Regions from separate parts of the Homo sapiens genome. Here region 1 is linked to region 2. The links are chromatin contacts, found by Hi-C or POLR2A ChIA-PET in ENCODE. All regions are on one chromosome and are shown on one strand. Each heading gives the region's core, a stretch centred on a gene start or an enhancer-like site at or near the end of the contact. The rest is flanking DNA. Distances are from core to core; before and after follow the strand shown. Region 1 holds the start of EXOC4 (exocyst complex component 4). Region 2 has its middle 120 kb from the start of FLJ40288.

Evidence for each region. A loop is a pair of places that touch in the nucleus more often than their neighbours do. ChIA-PET counts read pairs that join two places held with the same protein, here RNA polymerase II (POLR2A). Pooled maps may share reads with other maps.
Region 1: a map of CD8-positive, alpha-beta T cell shows a loop between it and region 2 (6-fold over the local background). The contact joins the promoter of EXOC4 here to the enhancer-like site in region 2. A Hi-C loop is called at or near these places in 2 of 168 maps with a recorded cell type or tissue (CD8-positive, alpha-beta T cell and naive thymus-derived CD4-positive, alpha-beta T cell) and 5 of 50 pooled maps. POLR2A ChIA-PET finds 5 or more read pairs at or near these places in 1 of 52 experiments (activated CD4-positive, alpha-beta T cell).

Annotation. Positions count from the first base shown.
Region 1 is chr7:133,251,667-133,254,920 of GRCh38, forward strand. It overlaps EXOC4 (exocyst complex component 4), which reads left to right and starts at 1,412. Exons shown (of 18, transcript NM_021807.4): 1 at 1,412-1,521. The coding sequence starts at 1,436. RefSeq lists enhancers at 1,179-1,228, 1,439-1,498.
Region 2 is chr7:132,769,514-132,772,690 of GRCh38, forward strand. No RefSeq gene overlaps it. Among named protein-coding and RNA genes, the nearest start is that of FLJ40288, 120 kb to the left of the region's middle. RefSeq lists enhancers at 1,592-2,093, 2,094-2,593. Within about 2 kb of position 1,843, at least 2 of the 41 ENCODE cell types and tissues checked have a DNase peak (open chromatin) inside an H3K27ac peak, as active enhancers do; they include CD8-positive, alpha-beta T cell, where a contact is called at or near this core.

The DNA of each region.
Region 1 (3,254 bases), core at 162-2,661, 480 kb after region 2:
AACTTTTGCATTTTTAGTAGAGACGGAGTTTCACCATGTTGGCCAGGCTTGTCTTAAACTCCTGGCCTCAAGTGGTCTGCTCGGCTCTGCCTCTCAAAAAGTGTTGGGATTACAGGTGTGAGCCATCACACTTGGCCCAAAAATCTTATTTTCTTTAAAAGCCATTAAAATTATGATTTCCAGAAGCTATATGTTATTTCCTCATTTGAATGTTACATAATTTATTTAATTCTTCTGTGTTATTTAAAAAATGTCAATACTCTATATTTCTTTAGGAACAAAGTCCCTAGAACTGGAATTATTGGGCCAAAGGTTATGAATACTTTTAAGTTATCGTGTGTGTGTGTGTGTGTGTGTTATCTTCAACTAATTTTTAAAAATGTGAACTTCTACCAGCTCGATGTCTATTTAATAAAAGTAATTGATGTGTTCTGAGCTTGCTGCTCACAACTCCATGACCTCTGAGTTAGTTTGCTTTCTATTCCTTTAAGTTCTTCAATCTTTATTGCTACTGAGCAGGCCACCTCCTTCCTTACTTTTAAATTATTATTATTCTTGTTCCTCAGTCTAACCACTTTCCACGCACATTCTGGTCTTTTTTGTTTTGTTTTGTTCATTTGGTCTTATGAATTAATGACTAAGCCAACGGAACCAAATGCAGGAAATACTAAAAACTTACCGGTAAAAGTATTAACACAAATGTGCATTACTACTAAGTATTTCATTTAGCTTGAAAAAAAAAAAAAAGGAATCTGCAGTGTGGTCTGTTTGTTTTTAGCTTATACTGTCTTTTCTTCATCAATATTCATTTATTCCTGTACGTGTGGTTTTAGAACTATCTGGAAATATAGGAACATTGGGAAAAATTGAACTCCACATAAACCTAATGTAGAAACATTAGTTTTACAGAATACTAAAGAAAAGCATTTCTGCTTATATTCATTTTCGTATTTTATTGGATTTTTTAAAAAATCACTTGCACTTAAGGCAAAAACTTCGCACATAGACATCCGGCAGAGAACCCCTCTTTCATTTAAATACAAACCCTAACACATTTTGGCATCATCAGATAAATTTGATTTAAAGCCTGACAAAATTCTAAAAGCAAGGAAACTGAAAAAAGCTGGAAGTCAGAATAAAGATAAATGAAGACACTCATTACAAGACTTAGGAAGTTGCAGCTGGTTTAGCTTTCCTGCGCGCCCAGGAGACGGAGAAGGAAAACTACGACTCCCAGAGTGCTTAGAGAGAACACGCGCGTCGTGGCCTCAAAACTTGCTCCCTTAGTCCCGCCTCCTCACTTCAGTGATTGGATTTTCCACTTCCGCGCCTCTGGAATTCTCTTCACCCATTGGTGGAGACTCCTGCGGGGTCAAATACAGAATTTACGCACCCTTGGCTTCCTTGGAGCCTAGCGGCTCTCCCCGCGTCCAAGATGGCGGCAGAAGCAGCTGGTGGGAAATACAGAAGCACAGTCAGCAAAAGCAAAGACCCCTCGGGGCTGCTCATCTCTGTGATCAGGTGAGGGAGGCAGGAGGCAGGGTCTGGGGACTGGGGGCAGCGGCTCGACCTCCGCTTTGGAAGGGAGAAGGGTTAGCTGGGTCCCACCCTGCTCTCCCCTTTCCTCCTTGCCTCCCGCAGCCCCTCCCCAGGGCTCTAACCCCTCCCCAGGGCCCCAGCAATTCCCCCTCCACCTTTTTTTTCTGGGGTTAGCTATAGAGAGAGGAGCCCCGCCTCAGTCTTTTCTTTAGGGGCAGCACCTTCTATTACAGTCTCGGGACCCCAAAGCACGCTATTTGGGTTTGGTAGAGAAAACCAGGTGTAAAGGTGTGTTTATTGATTCCTAAAATGCTTGTTTATTGTTTGCCTGTAGCAGCACTCACTGAGAAAGGCGTCTTGTTTCCTGGACTTTGGGGTGTAAGGCCTTGGAGTCCGGAGATTCCTGTCACGAGTTGCAGATTTGTGTTTTCACACTCTGGATACTTTCAACCACCTGTGCGTGGCCACAGCCACAAATACAAGAATCTGCAGTGAGCTGGTAGGAGGACTGGGTTTGAAGGCACACATCGGTTTTCAATTTTTTGCCCTGCCTCCGCATTCTGGTCCATTCCTTAAAAAACAGAACCAAACCAATTTCAAATTATCCTCCATGCACTGCCCCTCTGCACCTCCCAGAAGATTAGGGTGGGGGTGGAGTGGGAGCGGTGGATCTTTTAGGAGCTTTTTTTTAAAAAAGCGAAATATATTGAGGATGGGGGAACCCTTTCAAGAATCTTGGATATGATGCAGGTACTGACTAAAACCAATCTAAATAAAATTTATTATGGCACGTTTTTTACGTTGTTGGCATTTGAATTTCAACTCGTTTATTTTTCATAAACAAACACTCTATTTTTCCCCACCTATACTAAACTTTTGTTTGAGTTCTTGCAAGTTTTCTGGAATGTATTGATCATCTTTTCAAAACCCAGGGCCCAACATTATCTGGTAGGTACTAAGCACTTCAATGAATGCATGTATCAAACCATTAGAACAGCTTACCACTCACTGACAAAGACACATCTTATGGGTCTTATTTAGGAGGCTTTAAGATTATGGCCTATTAAATCATTACTTTAATTTTCTTTTGGGCTTAAGAGAAAAACATCTCTGTGTGGAAATGCTTAATATACTTGGTAGGCCATACAGAGGAAGTGCTGTTGTATTGTGAATCTATAGGCCCACATTCTCGCTGTGACAATACGCAGGTAGTGTAGATGTATCTCATGATACTAAAATTCCAATAAGAATGTTTGTTGTTTCCCATCTGAATTTCCTGTGGAATTAGAATACCAGGACATTATTTGGATCCTTTTTTGAACTTGTTTGTTTTTTCTACCTTATAGTCAACATTTATTTAAACAATAGGTATTTAGTGCCAGTTGACAGTATGGCGTCTGGCACGTATTACATATTGAATAATATTTGTTGACTTAATGAGTAAATGCCCTGAGTTTTGCAAAGATGAAGCAGGCACAGTGTTACCCTTGAGGAGAGTATAGTTTACCTGGGGGATAAAACATGTCAGTAAAAATGATGACATAAGACTACGAGAGAGACATGAAATGTTATGGAAATCCAGGAGGAGTGGCTGTTTCTAATGAAAGTGAAATGTGTCATCTCATCTGTGTACTTTTGATTCTCCAGGCTGTTCCCATTTCTTTTATGCTATTTGTATTTTCCTCAGGGCCAGTTGAATTTACTCTAAATGTCAT
Region 2 (3,177 bases), core at 593-3,092:
GTGGTTGTGAATTGGTGTTTCATTGAAGTTTTAATTCATATTTCCCTAATGATTAGTGATGTTGGGCATCTTTTCATGTCCTTATGGCCATTTGTATATTTTCTTTGGAGAAACGTCTATTCAGATCCTTTCCCATTTCCCATGTGATTCTGATATGCCTGGCTGAGGACTTCTTCATTTAACACTGTTCTATTCCATGACTAGAAATTAGAAGCTTAACCTTGACCAGGCATTTGATGAGACAGGGATTCCGGTAAGAGATTATGAAGACATCACTAAAAAACCATGTCCCTGCTAGCCTGAAGTTGGATCCCTAATGATGGAAAGAGAATAGGAGTGAGAGAGGGAGAGCACCTCTTTGTTGAATGCAGATGTATCAGTTAGGAGGTTTCAGCTAACAATAACAGCAAACCCAATCCAACATAAGAAAAAGAAAAAATGTATTGCCTCTTGTAATAAGAAGTCTAATAGTAGAACAGTTTTAACTGATTAATTCAGCAGCTCAACAATACAAAAAAAAAAAACCCATAGATTCTTCCCATCCCCCATGCCTCAGTTTCTGTACTCAGACCTGTCACTCCATGTTCACAAGGTGGTCACCAAAGCTCCAGGTCTTGTACACTCACACATCAAAGGCCATCAGGGGAAACACAACCTGGCATCACTAGTGCCCCCTTTTAACTTTCCCAGAAGCACTCAGCAGACTTTCTTCACAAGTCATTGGCTAGAATCATGTCACATGCCCACTCCTGAGCCAATCACTGGCAAGGGAAGTTGAATTACTATGATTGGCTTAAGTTAACCAGGATTCATCCCTGGGTCTGGGAAGGGGATCTCCTTTCCCCTGAAACACTTGTCCATCTGCTACTTGGACAAACTCAAGGTCTGTCACTAAGGAAGGCATTAACGCTTGGATAAGCCACAGCGAACATTATTTACTACTGTCTAGGGCAAGAGATTATGGAAAAAGAACTGGAAGAGACTTGACCCTTTTATACCACTCTCTACAGATTTATAGCGATCTTCCTGAAGGATATTACAGACTGCCTATAACCTTCAAAGTGCCTAGTAATCCTCACTTTAAGGACATTACTAATGTGGCTTTAAGATGTCTATAAAACCAAGAATTGACCCAAGTTCTCCTGGCTCTAAAAGGCTGTCTGGGCCAAATTGATGGTATCCAAGGGCTGGTAAGATCAGGTGGATGGGGGGGGGGGAGTCCATGAACCTTAGACTTTAAGCCCAGATGACACAAACATGTGATGAGTGAGTAGGGTGTCATAAAGTCAAGAGGAAGAGGAGTCAGTTGGGGAGAGTTGAGGGATAGGCGGGAGAATTATAAATAAATAGGTGTTTTGGGCAACTTGAAATTATGGTTGAAATTGTCCAGCAAGGGGCCCTGCATGGTGCCTCACACCTGTAATCCCAGTGCTTTGGGAGGCCGAGGCAGGAGAATTGCTTGAGGCCAGGAGTTTGAAGCTGCAGTGAGCTATGATCGCACCACTGCACTCCAGCCTGGGTGACAAAGCAAGACTGTCTCTTAAAAAAATGTTCATAGCTAGGCGTGGTGGCGGGCACTTGTAATCCCAGCTACTCAGGAGGCTGAAACAGGAGAATCGCTTGAATCTGGGAGGTAGAGGTTGCAGTGAGCCAAAATCATGCCACTGAACTCCAGCCTGGGTGAAAGAGCAAGACTGTGTTTCAAAAACACAAAACAAAATTAAAAATGTTCAAGAGAGTACGTGTAGAGTTCTCGAAGTTTGATTTTCTCTTTTCTGCAGTTGTTTATTTTTAATCTACTAGCAACAGGAAGAGGGTGCTCAGCAAAGGCAGGCTCAAAGGCTGAGCTGGTGACTTTGCATGGAGCCCCACCCATCTGCTTTGTATCTGCATTCATGAGCAGCTCCAGCTCCAAAGCCAATGTACCAGTAACAAATCTCCACTGAATGGGGCCTGAAAGTTCCAGACCGACAGTCACTTTCCTTCCAAACTCTTTTTGCCTCAGAAGACCTTGAAAACCCAGCAACCACATGGACTTGGAGTTTTATTTAGAATGGCTGGGCTCTGTGCCCTGCACCCTGGTGGCCCACCTGGGGCCTGCTGAGTGGTTGCACCTGGGACCTTCCGGAGGCAGAAGCAGTGCACGCGCACACAGCCTGGCTGTGTCTCCCCCTCTACCACTTCCTGGGTGGCAGGCCGAGCGGGGGAACACCATGGAGTTAGGCAGATGTCTTGGAGCTCAGGGAAAGCAAAAAAGGAAGTGGGGAATTTGCCTGACAGACCCCAGTGAGCAAAATTAGCATCAGCCACAGGCAGGAGGTTCTCCAGTTATTTTTCCTCTGCTCAAAATCTCAGTAACTTTGCACAGACAAGATATTTTGTGCTACTGCACCCAGTACACGAGAGAAAGCCGACGAAAATGATGGGGCTTTTATTCCTTCATTCAACTCAACATTTATTGAAGGCTTGTCCTGGACAAATGCACTGTACCGGACACCGTGGGGATGGGGGGAACTTGGAGGTTTATAACAAGGGTTGTCCTAAAGATCTAGTGTCAAGGTGGGGCTTGGATAGAGAGGAGCTCATGCAACAGTTAAGAGCCAGACTTCTAGGGAGGGCAGATTGCGTTGTTTACGCACTGTATGACCCTTAGCAGGTTATTTAATCCCTCCAAGCCTCAGTTTTCTTACCTGCAAAATAAGAATAATAAAAATACCTAATTTATAGGATTATTGCACTTTTTTTTTTTTTTTTTTTTTAGATGGAGTCTCACTCTGTCACCCAGGCTGGAGTGCAGTAGCGTAATTTTGGCTCACTGCAACCTCCATTTCCCGGGTTGAAGCAATTCTCCTGCCTCAGTCTCCCAAGTAGCTGGGATTACAGGTGCACACCACCATGCCTGGCTAATGTTTGTATTTTTAGTAGAGACAGGGTTTTGCCATGTTGGCCAGGCTGATCTCGAACTCTTGACCTCAAGTGATCCACCTGCCTCGGCCTCCCAAAGTTCTGGGATTACAGGCGTGAGCCACCATGCCTGGCTAATTTTTGTATTTTTAGTACAGACAGGGTTTTGCCATGTTGGTGAGGCTGATCTCGAACTCTTGACCTCAAGTGATCCACCTGCCTTGGCCTCCCAAAGTGCTGGGATTACAGGCGTGAGCCACCATGCCTGGCTAA